Regions from separate parts of the Homo sapiens genome. Here region 2 is linked to region 1. The links are chromatin loops, found by intact Hi-C in ENCODE. Cell type or tissue: Calu3. All regions are shown on one strand. Each heading gives the region's core, and the rest is flanking DNA. Links, peaks and the distances in the headings are about the cores only. Region 1 overlaps LOC107985357 (a long non-coding RNA gene). Region 2 holds the start of PGBD5 (piggyBac transposable element derived 5).

Region 1 (9,048 bases), core at 3,687-6,186:
ATCATTCTAGGAAGCAGACGAATGTCTTATCTGCTCTCACACCATGCTGAACACTTCCTCAGCTACATCCAGCTGCCTCTGTCTCTTCCCAAACTCCTCGCTCAAATCTCACTCATCTTTCAGGTCTCAGTTCATGTGTTATTTCTTTGGGGACACCTTTCCTATGTCATAGTCTAGGCTGGGGCCTTTGGACTATGCTTTATAAAAACGTGGTCTTTTTTCCAAGCAGTTGAGCTGCGTTTGTGATTATTTGGATCAATGTCTGTCCCCCTGGAGCCTGCAGGTTCAATGTACGCTACATCTGTTTTTGCTCACCATTGTATCCCACACCTAGCACAGTGCCTGGTTGGGTGCTCAAAGATATTTCTTAAATTAAGTATGAAATGTACAAAACACATCAGAATCATTTTGTATTTTGTAAAATCATTACAATGTCCCCTTCCATACATGTATGCTCAATCTTTGCCATCTTTTGCCCTTGTAATTTGGTCATCTGTTCACAACCTTAAAAAGAATTAGAGAAGCGATTAGTTGCCAAGGTAACCCTCATAATTGGGAAAAAGGCAGCTCAGAGGGACACAGATGTGAAGGCCTGGGTGGATCAGTCATGCTCCTTCTGTCTTCCTCTTCCTGACAGTGAAAGGGAACAAAGAACTAACGGCACAAAGCAGCATGAACAACCGCGACGGAGAACAAGCTTCTCTTTGCAAAAATGGATGGAGAAAATTCTGACGTGCTAAAACACAGATGAGGCTTGAAGACATTACGCTAAGTGAAATATACCAGACACAAAAGGACAAACATAATTCCACTTATTTGAGGGACCTAGAGAAGTCAAATGCATAGAGATGAAAAATAGAATGGTTGTTGCTAAGGGCTGAGTGAGGGAGAAATGGAGAGTGAGTGTTTAATGGGTACAATTCCAGTTTGGGAAGATGAAAAAGATCAGGAGATGAATGGTGGTGAGGGTCACACAACAATGCGAATGCCACAGAACTTAATGCCGCTGAACTACATATATACTTAAAAATGGTTAAAATGGAAATTTTTATGTTATGTTGATATGGTTTGGCTGTGCCCCCACCCAAATCTCATCTTGAATTGTAGTTCCCATAATCCCCACGTGTTGTGGGAGGTGATTAGATCATGGGGGCCGTTCCCCCATGCTGTTCTTAGGATAGTTAGTGAGTTCTCTTGGGGTCTGTGGTTGTACAAGGGGCTTTTTCCCCCTTCACTCTGCATTTCTCTCCCCTGCTGCCCTATGAGTAGGTGTCTTCTGCTATGATTGTAAGTTTCCTGAGGCCACCCCAGCTGTGCAGAACTGTGAGTCAATTAAACCTCTTTCCTTTATAAATTACCCAGTCTCCGGTATTTCTTCAGAGCAGTGTGAGAGCAGACTAATACATATGTATATTTACCACATAAAACAAAATTTTAAAAAGCAAATGGAGAGATCATTCTAGTTAATCAGGAATTCAAGGGAAGCAAATTGATGTTTTCCCTTTTAAACACTATAATTGAAGAATGTGAAACTTTATAAAGGCACCATATGGCATATGGGAAATGGGGTACATGGAAAACGGGGCACCAGAGCCACAGTTAGGGAGTCTCCTTGTGACAAGGGGGAGGACACCTTGGCCAGATTCTGCTGCAGCTGGAGACCGAATATGTTTCTATTTATTTAATCTTGTCTCATGAGAGTGTGAAGAAAAATTCTCTTCTTCTTTGGGAGTTTACATGTCAGTTTTATGTATGCCTACAGGTCTTATAGTGGAAAAGCATCATCAACAATTTGAAAAGTGGCTTTCCAGATGGCGAGAGTAGGGGGCTGAATCTCTGCTAGGCTGTTGAGTACCTGCCATGCACCAGCAGGCACCTGGCTCTCCGTTAATCCTCACTCTAGAAGTGCCCCCACAGCATGTCTCAGGAAGAAACCGAGATTAGGAGAGACAAAAAAAACCATCTGGAGGTTATATGACTTCTAAGAGGCAGAGAAGAAAGAGAAATGTGTCCCGTGTCATGGAGGGTGGCTCCATCAGAAACAGAGGTGGTGTACCCTAGCATATCTTTCCTCTTGGGCAGCAGAAGCCTGGCATTACAGCTGTTCCAGACTTAATGTGAGTTACCACCATGTCAACTCCAATTCCTCCCACTGGAATGGAGACCAGCCACAGGCACTCCCTCTGTATAGGATGCTGGGCATTCCCTTGGTTGGTAATGTGGGATCTGTGTGACTTTGAAGATTTCCTGTGAGAGGGACTCAAATGCCAAGATGTCAAGCAGCATATCCCCAGAAAGCAGGAACTCACTGGGAGAAGCTGGGAGGAAATCTCCCAAAACCAACAGTTTTATGTGAAATGAAAGGTCTCAGTCTCAGATCAACTCCTCCCACCCTGCTCCACTCTCACTGTGCTCTGTCAAGCAATGCAGGTTGTTACAGTGTTTGAAGTGAGCTGATACTTGCAGAGGAAAATAAGACATGGAAAATGGGAGAAGAAGATTTTCTCTTTCACACACAACCTACTTTAGACTGCCTCTTGTGTCATCCAAACCCTCTGTCTGATGACACCCATCCCAACAAGTGACACCCTATAATCTCTCATACTTAGAGCCAGGCTGGCCATTGCTTCTGTAAGTTGCTCCAATACCTCAAAGGGCCACAACTTCTGATTAGAGGGCTCCATGTATCAAAGCTCTGAACGATGTATGTTTTCCACGATTGCTGTCCAGAAATGCCTAAGCTAATGATATTTTCTCCCAAGCAGGAGAAATGTGCTATTAACCAACTTGACCAGACCCAGGGAAAGAGGTTGTCAAAAGATGTCAGGCAGACAACCCTATGCAGAAGAATGAAACTAGACCCCCTATCTCTTACCATACACAAAAATCAAATCAAAATGTCATAAAGACTTTAATCTAAGACCATAAAGTAGGAAATTACTAAAAGAAAACATTGGAGAAACGTTCCAGGCATTGGTATGGGTAAAGGTTTTTTTGTGTAAAACCTCAAAGGCACAGACAAGTAAAACAAAAATAGACAAATGGGATTACATCAAGCTAAAAAGCTTCTGCACAGCAAAAGAAACAATCAACAAAGTGAAGTGACAACCCACAGAATGGGAGAAAATATTTGCAAACTATTCATATGACAGGAATTAAAAACCAGAATATATAAGGAGCTAGAACAACTTAATAGCTATATATATATATATCTATAGATATCTAGATATCTATATCTATATATATATCTAGATATCTATATCTATATATATATCTAGATATCTATATCTATATATATATCTAGATATCTATATCTATATATGATTTTAAAATGGGCTAAAGATCTGAATGGACATTTCCCAAAAGAAGACCTACAAATGGCCAACAGGTATATGAAAAATGCCTACCAGCACTGATCATCAGAGAAATGTAAATTAAAACCTCAATGAGATATCCTCTTACTCCAGTTAAAATGGCCTTTATCCAAGAGACAGGCAATAACATGCTGGTGAGGATGCAGAGAAAGGGGAACCCTCACACACTGTTGGTGGGAATGTAAATTAGTACAGCCACTATGGAGAATGGTAAGGAAGTTCTGCACAAACTAAAAATAGAACTACCATTTTGTTCCCAGACCAAACAGAGGATCAGGCTGCTATTTCTCATGGCCCAGTAACGAGATGTAGATGAACTGGGGAGGAAGAGAGTTTTTATTTCTGTAACTGGTTACAGGGAGAAGGCCTGGAAATTGTCGCCAGACCAACTCAAAATTACAAAGGTTTCCAGAGCTAATATACCTTCTAAGCTGTATGTCTACGTGTAAGTGTGCATTCATCTCAAGACATAAGTGATTAACTTCTTTTAATCTGTAACTAAGGTCTGAGTCTTGAAGACCTTCCTCTGGAGCCTCAGTAAACTTCCTTAATCTAAATGGGTCCAGGTGCTGGGGTGATTACTCTTCCCTTGTCTCCTGCTAAATCATGGAGGTTTGGGGAGTTTCTTCAGACCCCCAATAAACTTGTTTGTGGAGGGCTGGGGAGTTTCTTCAGACCCCTAATAAAACTTGTTTAATCATGCTTTAAGGTTCAGGAAAGGCCTGGGCAAAACTCTTGGTGGGCTTTTGCAACATTCCAGCCTTTGTATAAGGGCACTGGCTTTTTTTTAGCTTTTAATATTTAACTTAACCACTCAGTCAGTACTGAAACAGTTGTTATGGAGGCCTGTGTTAGCAAGACCTGGCCTGCCACAATATGATCCAGCAATTCCTCTACTGGATACACAGTCAAAAGAAAGGAAATCAGTATAGCAAAGAGATAGCTGCATTCTTATGTTTACTGCAGCACTGTTCACAATAGCCATAATATGAAATCAACCTAAGTGCCTGTCAAGGGACAAACTGGATAAAGAATATGTGGTACATATACTCGATGGAATACTCCTCAGCCATAAAGTAATGAAATCCTGGCATTTGTAGCAACATAGATGGAACTGGAGGCCATCACATTAAATGAAATAAGCCAAGCACAGAAAGACAAATACTGCATGTTCTCACTTGCATGTGGGAGCTAAAAACGTGGATCTCCTAAAGATAGAAAGTACTTTGGTGGTTACCAGAGGCCTGGAAGGGGAGAGAGGGTGATGAAGAGAAGTTGATTAATAGATATAAAAATGCAGCTAAATAGCAGGAATAAGATCTAGTGTTTGACAGCAGGGTGACTATAGTTAACATTAATCTATTGTACATTTCAAAATACCTAGAAGAGAATAATTCAAGCGTTCCTAGCATAAAGAAAAGAAACATTTGAGGCAATGAATATCTCAATTACCCCAATTTAATCTTTACACATTATATGAATGTATCGAATTATCATATGTACCCTGAAAAGATGTGCATCTATTATGTATCAATTTTTTACAGTCAGGCAACTTTCTGTAATGCAGAGCCGGACCTGGCCACCAGAGGCTGAAGAGGTGTGGTGGTGGCAGCTGCTGCAGCTCCTGCTGCCTGTGGCAGGAGCAAGCACAGGAAGAAGCTGGGAGAAGGGCCAGAGACCCACAGAGACACGCGGCTGTGCTGCGTCAGCCTGTGTGGGCGCTCCAGTGGAGTGAGTCGCCAGTGAAGGACTGAGATGAATCAGTAGCTGGGGTGCAAGTCTAGGGGCCAAGGAGCCTGAGTGTGGAGGCCCGAGGGTCTGCAGGACCTGGTAGCATGGCTGTGGTGAGATGGGGTGAAGTGGGCTCATGCACAACTGGAGAGGTCTTGTGTTCTAATAAAATCACAAAAGTAATCGATGTTCAGTGTCAAAAATTCAAACAAAACAGAGGCATGAGAGTGAAACTAAAGGTTTCTGCCCTTCTCTGAAAGCAATTTCTCTTCTTCTCCCAGTGAGAAACTGTGAGCAATCTGCTGTCTACCGTTTTATTCTAGGAAATCTGTAGACTTTATTCCCCCTAGTCAGATGTCACACGAAATGTTATATTCCCTTTTTTCCTGTGTCTTTTTTTTGGCAGTGATAAAAATACATAACTTAAAACGTACCGTTTTCACCTTAAGCACACAGTTCAGTGGTGTTAAGTGTAGATGCTCCTTGACTCACTATGGAGCTATGTCCTGATAAACCCGTGGTAAGTTGAAAATATTGTAAGGTAAAAATGCAGTTGACACACCTAGGCCAGGCATGTTGACTCACATCTGTAATCCCAGCACTTTGGGAGGCCAAGGAGGGAGGATCTCTTGAGCCCAGGAGTTCCAGACCAGCCTGGGCAACATAGCAAGACCCATATCGCTACAAAAAAATTAAAAATTAGCCAGGCATGGTGGCATGCTCCTGTAATCCTAGCTACTTGGAAGGCTAAGGCAGGAGGATCACTTGAGCCCAGAAGTTTGAGGCTGCAGTGAACTAGTATTGCACCACTGCACTCCAGCCTGGGCAACAGAGAAACCTTGTCTCTCTCATATATATATATATGTGTGTGTGTGTGTGTATACATATATATGTTAGATGTGTATCTATCTATATATGTAGATAACACACACACACACACCCCTAACATACTGAACGTCATAGCTTAGCCTCGCCTACCTTAAACGTGTTCAGAACACTTACATTAGCCTATAGTTGGGCAAAATCATATCCCAAAAATGCTGGCAACCCAGTGCGCCGCAGAGTGTCGGTTGTTTACCCTCGTGATTGTGCCCCTGACTGGAGCTGTGGCTTGCTGTTGCTGTCCAGCATCATGAGAGAGTACACCGCTGCACACACTAGCCCAGGATAAGATCAAAATTCAAAATTTGAAGTACGATTTCTACTGAATATCACTTTTGCACCATCACAAAGTTGAAAAATCATAAGTCAGACCATTGTAAATTGGAGACTGTACATTCACAGTGTCTTGCAATCATCACCACCATACATCTCCATAACTTCTTCATCTTCCTGAAGCGAAACTTTGTTAAACAATTGTTAAATAATAACTGTCCATTGCCAGTTCCTGGAAAGAAACCACCAATACACTTTCTGTCTCTATGAATTTGACTACTCCTAAATCTCATATAAGTAGAATCATACAATATTTGTCCTTTTGTGACTCGTTGATTTCACTCAACTTACGTCCTCAAGGTTCATCCATGTTGTAGCATGCTTCAGAATTTCCTTCCTTTTAAAGACAGAGTAACATTCCATTGTATGGTTTATTTTGGACACACGGGTTGCTTCTACCTTTAGGCTTTTGTGAATGATGCTGCTCTGTGAACATGAGTGTACAAATATCTGTCCAAGTCCCTGCTTTCAGTTCTTTTGGGTGTAGCCTCAGTGGAACTGCTGGATCATATGGCAATTCTGTTTAATTTTTTGAGCAACTGCCATCCTGTTTTTCACAGTGGCTGCACAATTTTACATTCCCATAAAAAATGCACAAGAGTTCCAATTTCTCTCCATATCCTCACCAATATTCATACCTTTATAATAACCATTCTAATGATTGTGATGTTGTGTCTCATTGTGGGTTTCATTTGCATTTCTCCAGTGATTAGTGAAGCCAGGCATCTTTTCATGTGCCTTTTGGCTGTTTTCATATCTTCTGTGGAGATGTTATGTCTATTCAAGTCCTTTGCCCATTTCTTAATTGGGTTAGTTTTTTTGTTGTTGAGTTGTAGGAGTTCTTTATACATCCTAGATATCAATCCCTTATTAGATATATGATTTACAAATATGTTTTCCCAATCCATGGGTTGCCTTTTCACTGTTGCTATTATCTTGTGAAATTGTCTGCCACAAAAGTCTTAAGTTTTGATGAAGTCCAATTTATCTACATTTTCTTTTGTTACCTCTGCTATTGGGGCCATACTTAAGAAAACATTGCCAAATCCAGTGTCATGAAGGTTTTCCCATATGTTCTCTTCTAAGAGTTTTATAGTTTTTTGTCTTACGTTTCAATCTTTGATCCATCAAGTTTATTTTTATATATGGTATAAGGTAAGGATCCAACTTCTTTCTCTTGCATGCAGATATTCAGTTTTCCTAGCACCACTGTTGAAAAGACTATCCTTTCCCCCATTGCATGGTCTTAGCCCCTGTTACTTGTACAAAAAATCTAATTAAATCTGAATCCAAGCCCCCATTCCCATCACTGGGGCTTCCCCCATCCCAGAATGGCACAAAGATCCCTGGATATATACCAGCCAAGGAGGTCTTCATCTGCTGTGTGAGCCCACAAGGTCCCTTCAGGTCAGGTGGCTTTGCTGAAGCTGTGCCAAGTTTGAGGCAGGGCATTGGCAGCCTTGACAAGCATAGGTACCTTGTTCTCTTGGGGCACATCGGGTTTCACCCTCATCGAAGTTTGCTACTTCCTTGAGCAATATGAATTTTCCCTCTTATCTTGTCTAAGCCCCTGCCTCCTGCTCCATTTTAGTCATAGGGAAATCTCTTGCTTTCCCTTGCTACTTGTTACCATAAGGCATTCTCTCTCTTCTCTGACTCTCAAAGGCACGCCCTAGTGTAATCTCTTCAGTGATCTGGAATTTTACACAATACAGGAAGACCTATTGACTTCTAACAGCTTCTGTTTTCTGCCCTGTAAAACTCATGAAGCAAGAAATTACTAAAGACCTTGAGGTAGGGGGTAAACAGAGAACAACGCACAAAATAGTATAAAACACACACACAAATAAAACAGGATTACAAAGTTGATCCTACCATACATAATATTCTCCAGCTTGCTTTTTAAACTAAAGAATATATCAGACAAAGCTTTTCTTCTCAATTAAAATTACACCAATTCTATCTTTTAAAAAAAGAATATAACAGACATATTTCTTTGCAGATGTAGATCCTGAGATCTACAACTTTTTCAAACAACTAGGCAGTATTGTATTCCATAATTTATTTAGCTATCTCTCTCTTAATGGAGATGTTTTTTTCCGTGAAAAAAGATGCTACCCTTGTACATGTGTTTTTGTGCACATAAGCATATATTTCTGTAGGAGAGAAACTTAGAAGTTGAATTACTGCATTATTGGGTTGTTGGGCATATGCTCTTCATATTTAAGTAAATATTGCCAACTCCTTAAAAATGTTGAACTAATTTCTACTTCCAGAATATCTGAGCACATCAATTTTCACACATCCTTACCAATCCTGGTCATTATCAATCATTTTCTTTTTATTTACCCATCTTGTGGGTGAAAAATAACATTTTATTATTATTTTGTTCAGCATTTCCCTAATTACTGGAGAGGTTGAGCATCTTTTGGAGTTTATCAACAGCATCTACTTTGTCTTCATGATTATCTTCTCCTAGTTTTAAAATTTTTTCTTTCATTGATGCTAAAGAGAATGCAATTTTCTATTTCATGGATGTTGAACTGTTGTCTTATATAAGTTACAATGTTAGATTCCAGCTGTAACTTATGTGTCAACTTTATTTATGGTTGAGATTCAGACTTAATTAGCAAAAGATGGAACCACAGCAGCAGTAAATTTTCCAGAGCTCCCCCAGGTAACTAACCAGCCAGGGTTGAGAATCAATAATGTAAAGGATAAAATACAC
Region 2 (9,048 bases), core at 1-2,500, 140 kb before region 1:
TGAATTCAAGTTTAACAAGCCATCAACCTCATCCCTCCATTCTCCACCACTCCAAATTTCCCTCAGGGAGAAATTTGCAAAGAGGAAATTCTAAATCAGATGTGGAGTTAAAAGGCAAGCTCCCACACAGGGCAGGAAAACAAAACTGGGTAAAAATACCGGCAATAACCACTAATGTCTTTGGTTAAAGGACCTGATTCTTCGGTCCAGGTGTGAACTCAGTGGGCATCTGCAGGAAGCAGAATTTGAACCTAACGCTAAATGACACACGATCCTGCTCTTCATGACCGTAAGTGCTGCGGTGGCTGGATTAAATGGCTCTGCTGCAGAATTTCTCCCATTTCAAGGTTACTAAGAAATATAAGATGGATTTAAAATTTATTTGTGTGCTCACCCTTCTCACATCAGCACATTCAGGATTCTTTTTCATAACTAGGCTTGACCTAGCACAAGTTCTCTATTTCGCCCTGAGACACGCAGAGACTTGCTGTGCAGTCCCAGGTGGACCTGGATCTCAAATGTTCCAGGATCGAAATTACATCACAGATGCTCACGGCATAAAGTCTGCCAAACCAGGTCTGTGGACTGGTACAATTCTTAAAGAGCCAATAGGAAAACAGCTGTCTAGGGCCAGGAGACCTTAATGACATCCTGGAAAATATAGGACAGTATAAAAGGACTATAGAGAGTCAATGATTTTGAAAATTCCCAAGCTCTTAACTACAGCCCAAATGCACATGCTTTAAAATGTACCCACCCCCAAAGCAGTGCACAGCTAACTGTGACTTTGCAAGCCCAGCTTTAGCTCCGCGCATCCACACCGCAGCCTGCCAGAGGTCTGCAGACCACTCCCTACTCAGAGTCCAGCTAACCCTACCGGCCTCCCAGCAGGCTGCAGCATGATGCCCAGATCCAAGTCCAGGCACCAGCTGGAGGTCCCTTGGGCCTGCCTTCCCATGTGCCGTGTTCCTGACCGGTTGAACAATAATCAGAGAAGGCCACAGGAAAAGCCGCATCATGCCCACCGCGGCCACTCCCTGGCCCTCATCAACACCGGTTGCGCGCACTTCTACGGAAGAACACAGCATGCAGGAGCACGGGCCTGCTACAGAAGGCCGTGGAACAAGAAATACCAGCATGAGAGGGCGGCTGGTCTGCAGCTTTCAAAGAAGGCAGAGGCTGCGGAGCTTCTGCAGAGGAAGTGGTGATATTTCAACAGCCAACTCCCACAAAAACAGACAGTGAAGAGGAGTGGGGCAGCCGCAGCTGCCAGCACCCTAGCCACCTTCTCCAGGTATTCGGGGCTTGTCTGTGGCCACAGTGGTAAGCAGGACACACCTGAAAGTACCTTCTGGCGGAAAAGCAAGCACCTTAACGCTGCCCAATCGGTCCCTTCCTTCACTCCTCCCCATTCTTAACAAGAGATCTGGAATGGCGCGGACAGGGAAAGTTTCTCAGATTAAGGAGAAAACTAAGCCAAGTCAAGACGCCGCGGGTGGCCTCTCTCTCAACTCTCACTGGGCCAACTCCTACCTGCCTCGCCCGCGTCACCTGCTGTAAGGCTTGCTCTTGGGCTGTCAGTGAAAAAACGACTCCCCCTGCCTCCACCAGCCACGCCGGGCTTTCAGAAAAGCCCCCTCAACTAGGAAAGCCTAACTTCAATCCACCCCTAAAAGTCCGACCCACAGGTGTGACAGACTTCCCATGCAGGGGCTGGGGTGCTCCCAGGAAGTGAAGGAAAAGGTCCCCGACGACATTGTCACTGGAAAAGTGCTGGCCACGGCCTCCGCCTTACCCTCTCCACCCACGGGTTCGGAGCCCCCAGGAGCAGTCAGACCGATCACCGCTCCTGCAGCCTCATTTGTTTCCGGAGAGACACCCACAAGCCAGCCCACGGAGAGTCTGGACTCGCCCGCCCCAGCACCCACGCCTCCCCCGCGCCCGGTTCCAGCGCCGCCCCCGACATCCACCCGCGGGCAGCCCCTTACCGCCGGTATCCTCGAAGCGCGGGGGCGGGCGGTCCCGCAGCGCTGCGCTCCAGCCCGCGCCGGCCTCGTCCTCCTCCGGCTCCTGTGCGTCCGGGGCGCGGGGCGGTGGCGGGGCGGCCCCTGGGGGTCCCGGGGGCTCGCGCTCGTCGTCCGAGGAGGCGGCCGAGGAGGAGCGCGAGGCGGCCGAGGTGCTGTAGAAGGGGTTCCCGCCGCTGTCCGGGCCGGACTCGCCGAACACGTCGTCCGAGATGTGCAGGCTCTCGTAGCGCGCGCGGGCAGCCTCGAGCAGCGCCGGCGCCCTCCTCCGCGCGCCCCCGCCGCCCTCGGCCATGGCCCCGGCCGCCGCCCGCGCGCCCGCCCCCACAGTGCCTCCCAGCCGCACACGCCGGGCCCTGGGCCCGCGCCGCGGCCCGCCGCCCCCCACCAGCGCAGCCCGCAGCACAGCGCCCGCCGCCCCGTGCCCGGCCGGCCCGCCGTCTTGGCCGCCTCGGGCCCAGCGCCCGGGGAAGCGCCCTCGGAGCTCGGGCGCCGCAGGCTGCGGGCCGCGGCGGGAGGCGAGCCGCGCGCGGGGCTGGCAGGGGCGACCCAGAGCGGGCGGGACGCAGAGGCTGCGGCCGAGACCAGGCGCCGCCGCCGCCACCGCCGCCACCACCGCCACCACCGCCGCCGCTGCGTCTCCTCGGCGCCCGCCGCCTCCCTGCCCGCCCTCTCCACGGCCTCCGGCGCTCGGCTGCCGACCTTCCCGGGCGCGAGCCGCCAGAGGCGGGCCCTGCCGCCCCTCACCTCCCGCCCGCCGGCCAATGGGGAGCCCGGCCCGGACAGCCGCGGGGGAGCTGGGCGGGCCCGGCGCGGGGAACGCCCCCACCCTCCTCCGCGGGGCGGGGCGGGGCGCGCGGCCGGGGCTGGCGGTTAGGGGGAGGGCCGCCGGCGGCAGTGCCGGTCTCCTCCTACAGGGACGCGCAGCCCGGGACCGCCACGCGCAGCGCGGGAGGGGGAGGGCGGGACCGGGGAACAGGAGGGGAGGGGGACCCGGGTGCTTCCAGCGGTCCGGGCCCGCGGACGGAGTGCGGGCCGATCCCGCTCACTGTCCCCTTCCGCAGTCCGCGTGCAGCTCCAGGGAGCTGTCCGCCCCGGTGGTTCTGAACCAGGCGCCGCCGAAACGCTCCAGGTAGGCGGCGGGCCCGAGGTCACCACACCCGCGGCGGCGGCTGCTGCCGAGGTTTCCTGGGGGTCACTGCCAGCTGCGCCGCATGCTCCCATAAATACAGGGGCTGTCCAGCTTCTGGGAATCTCGCTCTAATTAGGAGCCCGCCTCGCCGGTCCACTGTTGGTCGCTGGTCAGATGCTAACTCCGTCTCGCTTCAGTATCCCTGTAATTTAAGGGTGCCAGCACTGGAGTTAAGTAGCTAGTCATTCCTCATCATCGTTGACGTGTGGCATCTTTTGAACTCAAAATATCCATTACTTCCAAATACTAATTACTCTCACACCTCTATTTTAATATCTCCTTCACACACACACTTGAAACACTCATGTACTGAAATATTGCATGATCACCCAGGCTTCAGTGCTCTCATAAACAATAGCACAGAAAGGTTGCATCCGCCCCTCTTCCTTGGGCAGGAATGTGTGGTGGTCATCCTGTTGATGGCGATACGCGTAACGGAGACTGCCTTGTCTTCTTGCTCCCCTCCTCCTCCTTCGAATAATGCAATAAGTCACACTAATGGTAAATGGGCCATAAAGTCACTTTCACTCTGAAATAAAATAAATCCTCAGAGATGTGAAGGGCTTACAAATCCTACTGAGCATTAACTAAATTGTAGTTACATGAAACAGAAAGGCATGTTGCGATTTCTACGAATGCATAAAGGATGAAGGACCATTTTGCCGCCAAGTGGGGTCACTTCTAGTGTCGAGCAGGAACCTTCACTCATGCCCTCCCCTCCCCAGCCCCTGTGGTTCCTCCTTCCACATCAGGGGCTCTGCACAGGCATAGGTTCATGATCATCACTAACAGACAATATATAAAAAGGAAAAGATTCATGGAACTTTCCTTGCTATGTGGATTGGCTGAAAAATGAGGAAGTGCTTGCAAAGCATTTTTACTCTCTTGGAAGAATTATGCCACGGAAAATATCTGGTTTCCAACATACCTATATACTGTGCTAACCAGCTGAAAGTTGTTGAAGAGAGTACAGGTAATCTGACTTATCAAAAAGGGTGATAGTAAAGCATAGGTTGAAGATGCAAGAAGAAGAGTAAGACTCCATAGCTCAAGTTCAAATTCTGCAATTAGGAATTGTGTGAGGCTCCTGCAAGATTTCATGTTATCTATTTTAAATAGTTGAATGGAAAAAATAATTGAATGGGATTCAGAGAGTTAAAATCTGTAGGAAAGAGTTCCTTCTTTTCTTCTCCAGCTAGCCAATGAAAAAGTCAACAGCTAAGGTACGTGTTTTAAAAACGATGAATTGCTTTGCTACCCATAAGGAACCAAGGAACAAAACAACAGCAGTGGCAAGGATGGACAGAGTCTTCCGGTGTCCCTAATTTGCATTTGTATGGTGCTAATTCCCAGGAAACCTTGGGGCCTTGTGCTTCCTAGGCTCACAAATGCTTGTAGCTCACACCACATGCAACACTGAGGAGAGGATTATATGGACACAAAAGAAACACTGAGAAGTCAAATTGTTACTTCAAAGCTTGTCCAATAAAAATTAGATGAATATTTCAACTTAGAGTGAAGTATTTTATAGCACTTACATTTGTTTAAGCCAGTTTCCAAACAAGAAAAGTAAAAACATTCCAACCTTTGAAAACAGATGACTGCTTCTCACTGTGGTAAGAGAAGGAGTGAGGGGACAAAACAATTGCAAAACAAAAGCTTTCTCCTCTGGCTGGCATCCTCCTATTTGATAATGACGATTATGATTCTACATCATTAACTTTTATTAGTAACATCATTTCTGAGAGTAATTATAGAATATATATCACACTGAGATCTTTTAACTTTGAGTCATTTGAAAACATCTTCCAAATAATTTAATTATAAAATATAATTAAATAATTTTAGATTAATATTGAGCTTTTGGTTTTATGGTTTTCCCAAACAGCTCAAGGTAGTAAAAAGCAATTCATTTGTGTAGTAGATTCCTTAGGTTTTGTTAAACCAATGGTTCATGCTTTTATGTAACTAGGGCTAAGCACCATATTTCATTAAGTCTAAACCTCCTTTCATGGTACAGTGAACCATTGTTTTATGTATCACTAAAAAAGAAAAAAGTGCTGCCATAGGAAACTATGATACAATGGTTCCTTTTCTGTTCTAATTATAATTTAAACTTATTGAAAAAGCTATTTGATCATAATTTTTGGACAGATTTTTATTACGTATCACTCTATTGCATGCATACAGATAAAATATAAATTAATTGATTAAAGTTTTCCGAATTTCACATTCAGAATCTCACTATCCTTGTTTACTTTCTAACTCAGAGCTGTCAATGCCCAGGTTTTCTCCAGAATATGCTCCTCCAAGTCACTCAGAGCATTTGGTATGCTGCATTTCTTACACAAGTGCTCCTAACTCATCCAAGCTACTGGCCTCCCACTCTATGTGTCCCCCAAGCAGGAGCATGCTAGCTGTGGTCAGCCAGCACTGAGGAGGCAGATGACAGAGCTGAGAGAGAAGTGGTAGCAGATGAAATCAAAGAGGAAGTTGGGTGGGTGTTAAATCTTGCAAGACTTCAGATTTTATTTGGAGTGATATGGGGAGGCACTGGAGAGCATAGAGCAGAGAAATAAGATCTTGATGCTGATGTTTTGTTTGTTTTGTTTTGTTTTGTTTTGTTTTACCTAATCCAAGGTTTTCATACAATAACTAGATTCAATTTCCTTCTTCCAGTGGTTCTCAGCAGGCCTGTGGCCTGGCACACCAAGGGGTATATGAGGTCAGGCATGTCCTAGGAATAGCAATGAAGTTGGCATAGACTCAGACTCTGTTAACTGCACAGGGATTTTCACTTGCCCAGCACCAATTATAAGACATTCCTGATGTTAGTGATGTGAAATATGAAAAAAAGGAAGTGGGCATCTTAGAAGCCATCGAATACAGTATATATATTTTTCCTCGGCAGTTTTACAAGTCTTGATTTTGCAAATAGTCAAGCTGTGGCAGGACACAGAAATGAACATGAATGCTAATGTGGCAGAGAGTGCCCTGGCCAGCTCCAGACTGCACAGGCCAGATGAGGCTTGAGAAGTCTGCGTGTTGCTGGTCACTCTGGATGGAGACGGCAGGGATGGTGTCAGTGAAGCTGCTGCTTCTCCCCATGTTGCCTTCATCACCCAAAAGGAGGGGGCTACAGCCAAGGAGAAGCTCCTGGGGCTGCGAGAGGGTAGGGGGAGAAAGAGTGCAGCTGCTGGACAGTGGCCCGCATGTTGGGGAGGAGGTCGGAGGAGAATATGCGTGGCACAGGGTGACATTTGGGGTCATATCTAATGCAGGGACCTAAGGGTCCAACCTCTCTCACAGTGCTTTTATGTGGTAAATTTATCTAGGAGCCAACACAGAGAGGCAGAAAGAAGGAAATAGGACAATCCTCTGGAAAACTCTCGAGAAAATTCCCTTGTGTTCAGATTGAGATGATCTGACTTTTTCATTGATTGATTGATTCATTCATTCACTCACTAATTCAACAAATATGTATTGAGTCCTATTATGTGCCAGGCTCTCTTCTAGGCACTGGAAATAAATCAGAGAAAAAGAACGAAGACCCTGTTTTTATAGCACTTACATTGAAATGGTGGCGGGGGGTGGGGAGAGAAGAGACAAAAAATAAACAACCCAGTAAATATGTATATACCTGTTGTTGATAAGAGATAAAAAGTAGAGGGACAGAGACTGATGGTGGTTGTGATTGTGGTGGAGTGTGTGTGTGTGTGTGTGCACAAGCTTGTATAAATTGGTTGGGAGAAGTTGCTCTGATAAGGTGACATTTGGGCAGAACCTTCAATGGATTAAAGAAGCAAGCCATGTGCATTCAAGGATGAGAAACAAGTGCAAAGCACCCAAAGCAGGAGCACACTAGCTGTGGTCAGTCAGCAATGAGGAGGCAGATGTGGTTGAGACAGAGATGAGAGGAAGTGGTAGCAGATGAAATCGAAGAGTTGGGTGTTAAATCTTGCAATACTTTGTAGTTTATTTTGGGTAAAATTGGGAGCCACTGGAGAGCATAGAGCAGACAAATAAGATCTGGCTTGCATTTTAAGGGCCTCTCTTTAGCTGCTTAGAGGGAAATAGATTGGAGCAGAGGAAAAGTGGAATCAGGAAGACCAGTTCAGATACTATTGCGATAGTCCAGGCCATAAAAGAGGGTATTTGGGACCAGACTGGGAGTGATGGAAGTGATGAGAATTGGTCAGATCAGAATATGTCTTGAAGGTAGAACCCACAACTTTTATGAAAGAATTAAATGTGGACAGTGAGAGAAAGAGATGAGTTGAGAAGGACTCCATGGTTTTGGCTTTGCTCTTGTTGTTTGCATGGGCTACTGCAAGAGCAGCAGGATTGAAAGGGAGGAACAATAGCTTGGTTTTCAGCTGTAGAGTTTAACATATCTGAGTGGGTCTGGAAAGCAGGTAGTTGAAAACAGGAATCTGGAGTTCATCCAGGTCTAGGCTGGAGGTAAGATTGTGAGTGCCATCAGCAGATAGATAGTAGATACATCTTGTTTGCTTTGTTGTTGTTGTTGTTGTTGTTTTGAGACAGTCTCATTCTGTCACCCAGGCTGGAGTGCAGTGGCTTGATCTGGGCTCACTGCAACCTCTGCCTCCCAGGCTCAAGCAACTTTCCTGCCTCAGCCTCCCAAGTAGCTGGGATTACAGGCACCTGCCACCACGCCGGGCTAATTTTTGTATTTTTAGTAAGACGGGGTTTCACCATGTTGGCCAGGCTGATCTCAAACTCCTGACCTCAAATGATCTGCCCATCTCGGCCTCCCAAAGTGCTGGGATTACAAGCCTGAGCCACTGCACCTGGCAGTAGATACATCTTGGATGAAACCACCGTGGATGGAGCATAAATATGGAGGAAATGGGTGTGAGGGGGATTCCCAGAGCACATGATTTCTAAACATGAGGCAGATGAATCACTCAAGGAGACTGAGAAGGCTGGAGAATTGAGACAAAGTAAAGTCCTGGTGGCTAAGAAAGTATTTCAAGGAGGAATACTTTCAAATAACTGTCAAATGCTGCTAAGAGATATAAGAAGAGGACTGAGAATTAACTTCTGGGTTTGTCAGTGAGCAGACAAAACTATGATTGGAGTGGATCTGAGAATGGGAGAAGAAATGGGGGTATTGAGTCAATATAAAGTTTGAGGAGTTTTGCTGAAAAGGGAGGAAGAAAGGGGAGGTGCCAAACAGGACTAAGGAGTTGAGGGAGGGATTTAAAAAAAAATCAGATGTTTGAATGATTGTGGGAATGTTTCAATAGAAAGGATATGGGAGAGATGCTGGAGAGAAAGGGAACAGTTGCCAAAGCAAAATCCTTGATTGCTTGAATGGTGGCGAGTTGGAATGCACAAGTAGAAGGTTTGTCTTATTGCAGAAGGCAGTGAAGTAAAGACTTCGTGCAGGCACATTCCTAGATTTAGTGGAAGTCTGCTGTGGTGTTCTTTCCTTACTGATTTGATGTTCTCAGTGAAGTGGGAAGTCAGGTCATGAGCTCTGCCTGATGAAGGGAGGGCGAGGAGTTTAGCTTCCGTTCTTGGCTGTACATTAGGATCACCTGGGGAGTTTCAAAAACACATATCCAGGGCCCTGATCCACACCAAGTAAATTATTATTATTACTATTATTTTTGAGACAGCGTTTCACTCTGTCACCCAGGCTGGAGTGCAAAGGCACGATCTCGGTTCACTGCAAACTCCATCTCCCGGGTTCAAGCGATTCTCCTGCCTCAGCCTCCCAAGTAGCTGGGATTGCAGAAGCCTACCACCACACCTGGCTAATTTTTGTATTTTTAGTAGAGACAGGGTTTTACCATGTTGGCCAGG

What was found. Peaks named below come from ENCODE experiments on the same cell type or tissue, not always from the same donor. Only the 100,000 strongest peaks of a DNase experiment are listed, where the experiment ranks them.
Region 2: it touches region 1 in a loop (3-fold over the local background); 2 of 110 quality-filtered maps call a loop at or near these places.

The regions. Positions count from the first base shown.
Region 1 is chr1:230,563,188-230,572,235 of GRCh38, forward strand. All of the region lies in intron 1 of LOC107985357 (a long non-coding RNA gene), which reads right to left. Among named protein-coding and RNA genes, the nearest start is that of LINC01737, 28 kb to the right of the region's middle. In Calu3, for the core only: a CTCF peak has its summit at 4,987; DNase peaks (open chromatin) are centred at 4,984 and 5,694.
Region 2 is chr1:230,423,610-230,432,657 of GRCh38, forward strand. It overlaps PGBD5 (piggyBac transposable element derived 5), which reads right to left and starts at 2,723. Exons shown (of 7, transcript NM_001258311.2): 1 at 1,989-2,723. The coding sequence starts at 2,319. RefSeq lists a silencer at 2,670-2,989 and enhancers at 2,798-3,345, 3,346-3,892. In Calu3, for the core only: no CTCF peak of the experiment used is centred there; DNase peaks (open chromatin) are centred at 982, 1,502, 1,832 and 2,222.